2 separate regions of the Mus musculus genome follow, and region 2 is linked to region 1. Evidence: chromatin contacts called from ENCODE Hi-C or POLR2A ChIA-PET data. All regions are on one chromosome and are shown on one strand. The core of a region is the stretch at or near the end of the contact, and the rest is flanking DNA. Distances in the headings are between cores, read along the strand shown.

Region 1 (6,090 bases), core at 3,461-5,960:
TTGAGCTTTGTGTCTTAGTCACTGCTCTACTGTAAGTGTCCAAAAATCGCCGAAGGAAGACCCCAGACTCAGGTAATATATAAAGACAAAGAATGCTTATTCTGCAAATACAACCAGCATGCGGTGTGTGTGTGTGTGTGTGTGTGTGTGTGTGTGTGTGTATGAACTATTCTCCAAAATGGTGACCCCAGACAAAGGCATGCAGGGCTTCTTATAGGGAACCAGGGGAACTCTCTAGAAGGATTAGGTAATCTAAAATTGGTGGGTACTAGAGGGTCACAGGTGGTCGGTGATCTGCATTCCTATGCCATGAACATTTAGCCATAGGATGAGATAGGCTACCCAGCACAGGCAGACCATTCTGAGATGAGATATTCCCCCACTCTTGTGGTTATTCCCAGGCTGTTCTTTGGGGGGGGGGGTTATGACCTTGTTCTGGATTTTATGGTCTGTTCCTGGAGCTGGTCCCTTATGGACATTTTTTTTTTAAATCAGGCCTGGTCCTTAAATGGAGATAAATGGGGTTTATGTTGTCCTCTCAGCATTGCTGTGAAGAGACTCCATGACCGGGGCAACTCCTATAAGAGAAAGTATTTAATTGAGGCCTTGCTTACAGTTTCAGAGGCTCATTATCAACATGGCAGGGAGCAGGGCAGCACACACAGTGCTGGGGCTGTAGCTGAGAGTTACACTCTGATCCACAAGCTGAGAGAAAGAGGGAAACAGTGGATGTGTGTGGGCTTTTGGAAACTCAAAGGCCATGCCCAGTATCACAAGGCATCCCACAAGGCCACGCCTCCTAATCCTTCTAATCCTGTCAAAGAGTTCCACTCCTTAGTGACTAAGCACTCAAATATATGAGCCCATGGGGGTGGTGCATTTTTATTCAAACCACCACACTAGTATTTTTATTTTTCCTGGATATGATGAAGTTCTGAATTTTAGTATGTTCCCCTAAAGTACATTAACTTAAAAAAAAAAGTTAATCTTAGCTGAATTCTGTCTCTCTGAAGAAAAATGCTTGTCCAAAGTCATACAATGCAGCTAATGGGTAATTCAGATAATTCATCGTTGTCGTCGTCGTCGTCATTATCATCATCATCATTTGTGGTGGTACTAAGATTACGTCTCACTACACAGTCCTGGAACTTATGACATAAGTGAGGCCAGCCTCAAGCTTGCACTATTTCTCCTGCCTCTGCCCCTCCAGTGACAGGAGCACAGGCCTGTGTCAATGTGACTGGCATACATTAAACAAAGCTTGCTTACTTCTCCAGATTTTTATCTATAACTCCTAACATAACAAATGGTGCTGTGTCAGCCTCCACATAGTGACTTTTAATGCAAAGTCAGAATTTGAGCTCAGTCTATGGTGGGTTCTTTTTACCATCTCTCTCTTTGCTTGCTTCAGGCTTATGTCTTATGGAGTCAAGGCAGAAATACTTCTTTCCAGCTTTGGAAGCAATGGCACTACCTCCCACCCCCAACTCTAGGCGATGAGTCTGCAGGTAAGAGGGAGTAAGGCAAGGTTACTGGAAAAAAAAAAATACAGGATTGCTGATCAAAATCCAGACAGAAAACCACAAACCTACTGTTTGGGGATATACTTTAATTAAAAATTGTTTGTAGCTTAGCCCAAATTGAATGGGGCTTTGTTTGCTAAACTTGCTGGCCTTTTGACTGTGGAGCCCTATAATGTAGAGCTGTTTGGGTCCCTATGTGTTTCAGAAGGGTTAGCAAAGGTCCAGGATGCTTGTCCTGGGTTGGGTGCTGGGGACAGGGTGGGGAAGACACTAAAGTAGGTTCCTGTGATCCCTCTTCTTTTCTGTCACTACCTCTCTTCTGATAAGTACCTCTTGAGCCTTTCGGCTATCAGCCAGTACCCTGGTTTAGATCTTTTCTGAATAATGGGCCTCTCTTGTGACCACACAGGTCCTATGCGCTGCCCTGGTTCTCCCATCGCCTTACCTCCTCCGGCATCCCTGGCATCCTGTCCAGCTCCCCACCTCCCCTCTCTCCATGGCACTTGGTGCTTTAAAGCCAGAGTTCTTTCTCACCTTAGGGTTTCTGCACCTTCTTCTGTCTGGACATTCTTTCCTAGGTCTTCCATGTTGGCTTTTCTCAAGAGATAGGACATATCTGAGGGCAGTGCTCCTTTTCGGAGATATCTGTCTGAGCATCCAAAAATCTCAGCCCACAGACACAGTAGCAGCAGGAGGGACCAGTTGCTGGGCTTAGCACTGGAACTCTGCCTTTGGGTACTTTTGGTAAGTGGAGCACACATATTAGTCCCTCACTTGTATCACGCGTGGCTTTTCCATGTGCTTCCCCCGCTTCAGGCTGGAGGGCTCTTTGGAGCTAGCTTTCTACTTAGACCATGAGAACTGAGGATTAATGAGCTCCCAGAGACAGCCCTTAATGTAACACTCTTTGGATGGGATAATATGTGTCTGAGTTAAGGTTTCATTGCTGTGAACAGAAGCCATGATTAAGGCAACTCTTATAAAGGCAAACATTTAGTTGGGGCTGGCTTACAGCTTCAGAGGTTCAGTCTATTACCATCACGGTGGGAAACATGGCATCATGCAGGCAGACATGGTGCTGGAGTTGCCAAGGGTTCTATATCTTAATCCAAAGGCAGCCAGGAGGAGGCTCTGGATTACACTGGCCAGATTTAAGCATATACAGGAAACCTCAAAGCCCCACCTCACAGTGACATACTTCCTCTAACACGGCCACACCTTCTCTAATAAGACCACACCTCCTAATGGTGCCACTGCCCATGGACCAAGCACATTCAAACTACCACAATAGGCATTTGCCCGTGCTTCTGTCCACCAGCCAAGCCCAGCTATTCCCTGCAGCCACCTTTTCACGCAGGATCTTTCCCTTCCTTGCCTCAGCTCTTTGCCTTCTACTGAAAGCGTCCTTGCCCTTGAATCTGCTTTCCTGTCTGAACCCAAACTAATGAGACAGGTAGAGCTTTTCATGGCTCAAATTGGCTGCCCTGGTAACTGCAATTATTTCCTCCTCCTCCTCCTCCTCCTCCTCCTCCTCCTCCTCCTCCTCCTCCTCCTCCTCCTCCTCCCCCCCTCCTCCTGGGTATCTCCTTCTTCTTGTGTATTGCCTGTGTGTGTGCATACTTGACTCCTGTGTGTGTATGTGTGTGTGTGTGTATGACTGTGTGTTGTATGTATATGTGAATACAGGCATACATATTCCATACAGTGTATGTGGAGGTTAGAGGATAACTTTTGGGAGCTGGCTCTCACCTTCAGTTTAGTTAAGGCACGGTCTCTCTTGTTTCTGCTGCTATGATAGATGCACACATACTCCAGGCTTCCTGACCCATGAGTTTCTAGGCAGTTCTCCTGTCTCTCCTCTCTACCTCTTAGTGCTGGAATTACAGATGCATGAGCTGCACCCAGCTTTTGACATTTGTTCTGGGAACCCAACTCAGGTTGCTGGGCTTGCTTAAGACTCTATTGTCAGGAAACACAAAATAAGGTATTTAAATCCTTTCTGTCTGACCCTCATCCACAGCCATATCCTGCCACGTGGTCTCCTCAGGCCCAGCACAACCATGTTTGAATGGATGATGGAGAACGTCAACTATGCATATCAAATCTGAGGTCACCAGAAAGCTGTACCAATGGGTGGGTCATCTGTGAGCTGACAGAAACGATCAGCTCTGGAGCCACCACCAACCAGAGAATCAGCAGACATATATTGTTAGTACCTGGACTTCATGTGCCTGTGTGAGTTCCTGTGTGAAGCCAAGCAGTTTTCCCAGAATGGGACCTGGGAGGGGGGGGTAGGTAAATGTGGGGGTGAGACCAGATATTTGCATCATAAAAGGTCTCTCTGTTGGAGTGAAGGCTAAGAGTGAGCTAACTGCCTCATAGAAAGCTTCTAGGTTTTTCCATAGCTGGGTCTCCATGGAAATTAGTTTGCAGCAAGAGAGGAGCTATTTTAAGGACAAGTAAAGACAGACCTGGTAGGCTGGGGTTAGGGAAGGTTTCTGCAGGAGAGAGCTTTGCTCAGTGACTCACTTGGCTCCCTCCTATTGGTGGTTTGAAAGCCACAGTAAAGTATCAGAAATGCTGGACAGAGGAAGAGTACAGTGGCTGCCCGTCTAGTTCCACAGGTGGCCTGGCAGGGCAGCAGCCACCGTCTGGACCAGTGGAATAGAGATTAGATGCAGATATAGTCATTCCAGACGCCATATTATGGTAACAGGAAATCTGGGCTTTGGCTGGCTTTGTATAGCCACGAAGAGAAGGGCAAATTTACATCTGGAAAGAAAAAGTGACTGTCAATGTATAATTTTAGGGTGAAGCATTATCTTAGGGGTGGGGCAGCTTGAGCAAAGCTTGTTAACTGCCCTGCCTTCTTGGTTATGGAGCTCAGTGAAGAAAACTGAAGTGCTGGGTCGGGGGTGGGGGGGCAGTATCTGGCTCTCCATTTCTGCCGTAGAAGGGAGAACTGCATGTTAGAGGGTAGGAATAGGATGGAATGGCTGGAAAAAGAGACAGCTAACTGGGATGGGTCCCGGGAGATGGTGTCCAGAGTCAAGAGAAATGGCCACATGAGTGTGCATGACTGAGAGCCTAGGGGGACAATGATGAAACTTCAGTTGTGGTGTTTCCAGTTTTGGGCATCAGGGGGCCCCAGCTGACCATCCACGCGCAAAGCTAGGCTCTTACTTAAGACAGCCGAAAACGGAGCTAGATTCTGCTGAGGCGAGGAGAGCTCAGAGTGAAGGGACAGGAAGCATGCATATGCCCCGCCTTGCTTTAACTTGCAGAAACAGACCTGGATATCTTCCTGGAGGAGCTATTTGCCGTTCCATGGATGGGCAGCTGCTGGCACCTCACACAGCAAGCCAGCCCACTGTGAAAACGGGGATCACATGCCACAAAGGCAATAGGGTCTTGGTCCTCAGCTCTGGGGTCGCAGGGAGTATGACCCAGGGTGGGTTACCAGGACAAGTGGGCTGAGGAACAGCAGAGTGGAACGTTTACACTTCCCTTGCCTTTCCTCTAGAATATCAAGGAATCTCCTGTTGTGTCTCTACCTTGGTTTACTGTGTCAGAATGCGGGGCCTGGAGTTGGGGGTGAAGTTCTTTATGGGGACCAAGTAGTGAATCTGCAGGAGAGACATTCACCTAAGTAGAGGAGAGGAGCTGTTCTGGAATATTCTCAGCCTGGAGTCTGCCAGTCCACAAGGACTATCATAGCAGGTAGTGAATGGTTTGCTCAGTAACTCTCAAAGATGCTGCTCCCTGGAAGTCTGCTTAGAGCCTAGGCCTGAGGTCTTTGAGCAAGAGATGCTGAATATCTTAAGGTGGAAGGAATGGTGACGTGGGCCATGGCACTTTGCAGGTGATGCCAAGCTGTAACTATGTTGGTTCTCTGGCTGGAGGCTATTCCCTAACCTTTGAACCCACGTCCCGGGGATGGTTTGTATGAGTCTATTGTCTCTAGAATAATCAGAACTGTTGGTCAGGCAATATCAGAGGACACTTGTGAAAGTTGGGAGGCTATAGGACATTTGGAGTCCCACACAGACATATGCGTGAAAGGGGTGATATCACGCTTGTCCGTGTCCATCTTCAGACTGACTTCATGGTGAGGATACCATTTTTCTGGCCATAAGGAACTCTCAGCTTCATCTCCCTGCCCCAAAGTGTCTCTGCAGTAGTTATAGCACAGGGAAGAATTGTAGCCCCGGGTATCAGGAAGATACCACACAGTCAGGAGGCCCAGTTAGAAAGGCACAATTTTATTGGTCACTCAGACTGGGAAACACAGGGGATATACCTACTCTCCTGAATAATCTAGGTCTGGTTTCCTACATTAATCCTGATATATCAAAAAGCAAGACAAGAAAAGATATCACAACCCTAGTCTCCTGGTAACCAAGGACACAGGGTGCACCCCAGAGCTTGGGAAGAAGAGGCTGCACTATTTTGAGAGCCTGGGACCAATGCTCACCTTCCCTGATAGCAGGCTGGAGAACTCAGCCCTTGGGGACTATGGTGGAGACTCTTCCTCAGTACATCAGAAATGTTGCAGGGTAGGGGTGGG
Region 2 (6,214 bases), core at 2,477-4,976, 34 kb before region 1:
GCACAATGAAATGCTGGTATAAAACTTGATGAATTTAACTACTTTTTAGATCAGGGCACTGGGAAAAGCAGACAGTCTAATGGACAGGAAAGAAACATTGGAGCAAACACAGGAAAAAGGATGAAATATTTAGTCTTTATTTTGAGACAGGGTTTCCCTGTGTAGTCCAGTCTGTCCTGTAACTTGCTTTGTACACCACAAGGCTGTCCTCAAACTCAGAGATCCGCCAGCCTCTGCCTCTCGAGTGCTTGGATTAAAGGTATAAATATGAAATATTTAGACTTCTCATTAGCAATGATGAAATAAGAGACTGTAAAAGCAGGCAGTCACATGAAAAAGCTGAATTAGAAAGATGCCAAAGACCACTGTGAGGCTTCTTGCTCAGGAAATTGGATGGAGGTTTATGTCTAAACTCTATAGGAAAGACTTTGTGGCAATAAAATAGTTCTTTCTGTCCATATGAGATGGTAAATAGTGTAGAAATTCAAAAGAACAGACAGGGCTTGAAAGATGTAGTCAGATTCAAAAGGCCCAGTCCAATAAGGTCTGACTGAGGGGCTCTGAAGGGGTAGGAAGAGGGGAGATCCCTCCACAGAAGGCTACAGCCTATAGTCCTATATATCAAAAAGCAAATTAACAATAGGAAACATGACAGTGGAGCCATGTAAAATACACAACTGAGACGAGACAGTGAGGCTTAAGGTTCTCTTTCCCAGCATCTAGTTCTTCCTGGTCATTTGATGAGATTACTAGGGGGAGATGTGGAACAAGTGTAGTTCAGTGGAGAGCACTAGTCTAGCATGCTCTGGGCTCCAGGGCACAGAATTGCCTCAACAAAAACAAAAACAAACTTCAGTTGGTAAAAGAACCTTTCTTATGCTTGAAGGAGAAATGAGAGTCAAAGGATAGCCTGAGTTGGGGCAATGCCTTTATGTCAGCATGCTGTAGGCTTCGAGAGAACCTGAGTTGGAGGCCAGTCTGGGTGACAAAGAGACCCAGTTAGTTTCAAACACCAAAGCAGCACATTCTGAGTTCCAACGTCACCAAGCAGAACAAGAGACGGAGCACAGGAACCCTGTAGACCTCTGAGGGTTACAAATCTGCACTACAACCAAAGCTGGGCATGCTGGCAGTCCTACTTCTCCTTAAAATGGAAGTGCAGGAAAAAGTTTCCTGCATTTGATGGATTTTAGGAGGAAGTGGTTCCTTGGAGAGCATTGACAAAAAGAGGGTGTCATTCAGTTTCACCACAGATGGACATCCTGTGAGAAGGGAGGGTGGGGCTTTTAAAGGACACCAGGCATTTAAGAGGGCTCCTTCATAAAGGTTTTCTCCTACAAAGAAGGATCATCAATAAGGGAGTCCACACTTACCCAAGGCCTCTTCTTGTGTTTCTGTTCAGGCTCAGACAGAACTACACAAGGAACACAAGGGAGATGGTCAGAAATGACCAGCTTGAGAAGGCTAGAATGAACTAGGTCATAGTCAAACTAGAAAAGATATGACCAATGCCCTGGCCTATGAAGAAAGATATAAAGAAGCAAAGGTTGTCTGCCCAACCTGCTCCATTGGCCTCCCATGCTGTGTTCTCTTCTCAAACAGCTATTCCGTGACTGACTGAGGATCAGCCAGACCTTACGTTCTATCCAGCACCTTCCCTAAACTGGCAAATACTAGTAACAACCTAAAATAGCGTGAACAGTAGGATTAGTTTCCTAAATTACAGCTTTGTAGTCTATCTAGTGCCTTCACTAGCCTAGCAAGTACAAAGATCCCACCCTCCAAAGTCTATAAACACCGAAAACTTCTTTCTTCTGTGGTTGTTGACAGATGTCCCAGATTCCTCTGCTCTAAGTAGATAGTATTATTTAAGGACCTGATCACCTGAAATTCATCTCAGCTCATCCCTCATTAACTTGGAAAGAATCTTCATTATTTAAAATATTTCCCATCTCTGACTGTTCCAATGGTTTGACACTCTCCTACCAATAGGTTATCCAGTTTTGAAATTTAAAAAAAAAAATCAAAACAAAACGAAAATGACTCAAGTTGTCTCCAAGATTATTATAGATGTTGTTTAATGCCCTTATATACACTCTATTTTTATGAAGCAGGCAGGGCATATCTTCACTCCCATTTTAAAGATGCACCAAACTAGAAATGTCTGTAAGGACCTAGTGAGATCTCTGACCCAATCTGTCAGATTTTAACTACATTATCTTTTAAAGAGAAACAAGAACGGAACCCATAAAACGTGTAAACAGATTCCTGGGCTACATTAATAGCCATTGCTCTCCCAGAGTGCAAGGAAGCAACACACCAGAGACAGCGTCCCTTTCCTGCTCTCCTTTTAAAGGGCTAAGTGCTGAGAAAGAGCCATTCCTCAGGAGAGCCAACAAAGGCAAATGCACAAGTGTCTTAAAACCAATGTCTAACCTCAGCCCCAACATTAACCCATACTGCAACTTCATCATCGTTGGCCTTGGTGCTTCATAAAAATTTAACATGAAACAATACATGCCAATTACTTAAAATGCTCAAACGTGTGTGCAAATCGAACCACTCAGGAAGCATAAAAAAAGTATGGGACTATTTTATCTTCTGTCATTTATACTGACTTAATTAGTCTGGAGTGTTTTTGATTGTCAAGTACATCCCCAGATGATTCTAACGTGTAAATAACTACTGATTTATCCCCATCAGAATGCAAATAGCAGTACTACGATTTCAAATCCCACTACCCGCAAAAACTTAGGAAGACTATGCCCAGGCTATCTCAGGAAGCAGATGGAACCTCAGGATCGAGGAGTGTCAACGCATTCGTTCAAATGTGAAACAGATTGGCTAAATTGGGAACACGAGGCACGAAAATGATCGTTGAGAACCCGCCTTAAGAATACAAGATACTTTCGATCCTTAAAATTCGCAAAGAGCGGCGAAGAGACCACTCTTTTTTTCTCACTTAAGGCTTTCAATAATAGCAAATGACCCAGTGGACAAATCCTAAAACTCAAATGTGTACCAACAATATGGAGAGGCCTGAGAAGTCAAAAACCACTAGTTCCACAGCATTCCGAAGAGAACGTCCATCTCTCGAGTTAATGCGTAAAGTCAATCTCTGTCTTGAACTCGATTCCTTAAACACGACGTTTTTGGAGCCTGACTACCTAAGTGCATCGGCGCCGCCTGGGTTATCGAGATTTACAACTGCAAACGATGTCTGTGGAAAGAACCTGGAAAAGGGGAACCCTCCATGATCGCGCCTAAGGTTTAAGCCAAAGAAGGAAGGTAAGCAACGAAAGGGCTCGAGACGTGCGGGACGCCAGGTCCCCGACGAGGCCGCCATGCGCGCGGGCGGAGCCGGGGTTCTCGCTGCCACGGCGCGTTCCACTCCCCGCCCCGGGCCCGCGCGTGCCGCTCACACTGCAGAATGATCTCCTCGAACGCCTGCCTCTGCAGTCGGTCCCGGCGCCTCAGTTCCTCCGCGATGTGACGCTTCCAGCGGGGAAAGTCTGCGGCGCGCAGGCCCGACGACATGCCGAACGCTGCCCCGGCGCCTCAGGGCGGCCGATCCGTGCCGACACTGGGGGGCTGCAGGCTGCAGCGTGCTGCCAGCCGCCAGCGAACAGAAGCCGGCCGCCGGAACCTCACCTTCCCACACAGGGCACCCGGAGGCGATCCGGGAAGATTTTCCGGTCTCTGCCGGAAATTATTCTGGAGAAGGCCGGAAGGCCCGCCTCGTAGCCCGACGTCCTAGGCCGCGCGCAAGCTCCCGGCCGAGACTTCGCGGGACGCTCTCAAATGACGCAACCTTGAAGCCGGAAGCGTCGGTGATGAGAGGCAGCCGCTGGGAGGCACCCTGGCTTCGCGGAAGAAGACAGGAAATGGGGTGGTTTTGTCCGGGGGTGTCTGTTTCCTTCCTCCTTTTACATTGTGTGTGCATCTTTTTTTTTTTTTTTTTTTTTTTTTTTTTAATTTCAGCTCAGAAGTGGGAGCTCCCCTGTGTATAGTGAATGATTGTCGTTGAGTGACAACCTCCCTAAGTATTAGGTGCCTAACCTGTAAAATGGGGGTAGTAATGGTATTTAACCGGAAGGTGAAAAGCCGTGAAATGTAATTTCTCTCTGCTGCATGGCAAAACTGTCTTCACATAGACAACTGCGTCCCTCCAAGACCTACGCAAACTGAATTTTAGCTCATGCCTGTGTGTGCCTTCAAGGCTGATCTCAAACACCTAGACTCAAACCATCTTTTTGGTCTTTTGGTTACTACGCTCTCAAAGGATATGAATCAATTGAGAGACACAGTTTAAAGAGAAATTTAGCAAAGTAAACACGCCAAAGAGAGGAGTGGATTTTTTTTTAAAAGATATCTTTGTTGGGGATTTATTTTTTTTTCTTAATGAAAAGGAGGTGAGTAGCATAATTCATGGAGTAAGGCCACCCATTTCTCTCTCAAAACAAGGAAGATTGGTTCAACCTTTTAGGGTACTTCTGGTTTTCCAGAAAAGCCCACAGGTTGAGGCTGGAGGAATGCAGACTGTAAACTCATACACACACATACTCACACACACACACTCGCCGTGGAGCCTTGGGTAGTATTATTATCACTTTTTTTTTTTTTTTGAGATTCACAATTTTTCTTTATATACATTTCAAATGCTATCCGGAAAGTTCCCTATACCCTCCCCCCGCCCTGCTCCCATACCCACCCACTCCCACTTCTTGGCCCTGGCATTCCCCTGAATTGGGGCAAATAAAGTTTGCAATACCAAGGGGCCTCTCTTCCCAGTGATGGCCGACTAGGCCATCTTCTGCTACATATGCAGCTAGAGATACAAACTCTGGGGGTACTGGTTAGTTCATATTGTTGTTCCACCTATAGGGTTGCAAACCCCTTCAGCTCCTTGTATGCTCTCTCTAGCTTCTCCACTGGGGGCCCTGTGATCCATCTTATAGATGACTGTGAGCATCCACTTCTGTATTTGCCAGGAAGACAGTTATACCAAGGTCCCTTCAGCAAAATCTTGCTAGTGTGTGCAATAGTGTCTGAGTTTGGTGGCTGATTATGGGATGGATCCCCAGGTGGGGTAGTCTCTGGATAGTCCATCCTTTTAGCTCCAAACTTTGTCTCTGTAACTCCTTTCATGGATATTTTGTTCCCTATTTTAAGGAGGAATGAAGTATCCACCTGTTGGTCTTCCCTCTTCTTGATTTTCTTGTGTTTTGCAAATTGTATCTTGGGTATTCTAAGTTTCTGGGCTAATATCCCCTTATCAGTGAGTGCATATCATGTGTGTTCTATAGTGATTGGGTTACTTCACTCAGGATGATATCCTCCAGATACATCCATTTATCCAAGAATTTCATAAATTCATTGTTTTTAATAGCTGAGTAGTACTCCATTGTGTAAATTATCACATTTTCTGTATACATTCCTCTGTTGAGGGACATCTGGGTTCTTTCCAGCTTCTGGCTATTATAAATAAGGCTGCTATGAACATAGTGGAGCATGTGTTCTTATTACCAGTTGGAACATCTTCTGGGTATATGCCCAGGAGAGGTATTGCTGGATCTTCTGGTAGTATTATGTCCAATTTTCTGAGGAACCGCCAGACTGACTTCCAGAGTGGTTGTACAAGCTTGCAATCCCACCAGCAATGGAGGAATGTTCCTCTTTCTTCACATCCTCCCCAGCATCTGCTGTCACCTGAATTTTTGATCTTAGCCATTCTGACTGGTGTGAGGTGGAATCTCAGGGATGTTTTGATTTGCATTTCCCTGATGATTAAGGATGTTGAACTTTTTTTCAGGTGCTTCTCAGCCATTCGGTATTCCTCAGGTGAGAATTCTTTAACTCTGTACCCCATTTTTAATGGGGTTATTTGAATTTCTGGAGTCCAGCTTCTTGAGCTCTTTGTATATATTATTATCCCTATTATTATCATTATTATTGTTGTTGTAGTTTATCAAAAGACTCTTACAAGGACCACAGAGACCGCCGCCATCACTGCAAAACGCATGAGGATTTTTATTGATCCAACATGTTGGGGACTTCCCTCTCAGCACGCAGGCCAGAGGAGAGACCCAGAACAAAGAAAGAACACACTTTTTTATACCTTTGTAAGGGGCAGATTTGAGCGACAGGGTTCTCATTGGTGTAGCAAGTAACTCTTTCAGGCATTGGTTGGTTTGTGTAGTGACTAAATAACCCT

What was found. Hi-C counts contacts between places; a loop is a spot of excess contacts on that map. ChIA-PET counts read pairs that join two places held with the same protein, here RNA polymerase II (POLR2A).
Region 2: a loop to region 1 is called in a map of left cerebral cortex, with 11 times the contacts of the local background. The contact joins the promoter of Atg16l1 here to the enhancer-like site in region 1. A Hi-C loop is called at or near these places in 1 of 37 maps with a recorded cell type or tissue (left cerebral cortex). POLR2A ChIA-PET finds 5 or more read pairs at or near these places in 5 of 5 experiments (Patski and embryonic stem cell).

Annotation. Positions count from the first base shown.
Region 1 is chr1:87,720,183-87,726,272 of GRCm38, reverse strand. It overlaps Inpp5d (inositol polyphosphate-5-phosphatase D), which reads right to left. Exons shown (of 27, transcript NM_010566.3): 27 at 5,763-6,090. Gm33470 (a long non-coding RNA gene) reads left to right here and starts at 1,416. Exons shown (of 4, transcript XR_878350.2): 1 at 1,416-1,508; 2 at 3,544-3,997. Within about 2 kb of position 4,710, at least 1 of the 3 ENCODE cell types and tissues checked has a DNase peak (open chromatin) inside an H3K27ac peak, as active enhancers do; it is left cerebral cortex, where a contact is called at or near this core.
Region 2 is chr1:87,753,523-87,759,736 of GRCm38, reverse strand. It overlaps Atg16l1 (autophagy related 16-like 1 (S. cerevisiae)), which reads right to left and starts at 3,726. Exons shown (of 18, transcript NM_029846.4): 1 at 3,423-3,726. The coding sequence starts at 3,537. It overlaps Gm33517 (predicted gene, 33517), which reads left to right and starts at 3,991. Exons shown (of 4, transcript NR_157047.1): 1 at 3,991-4,412.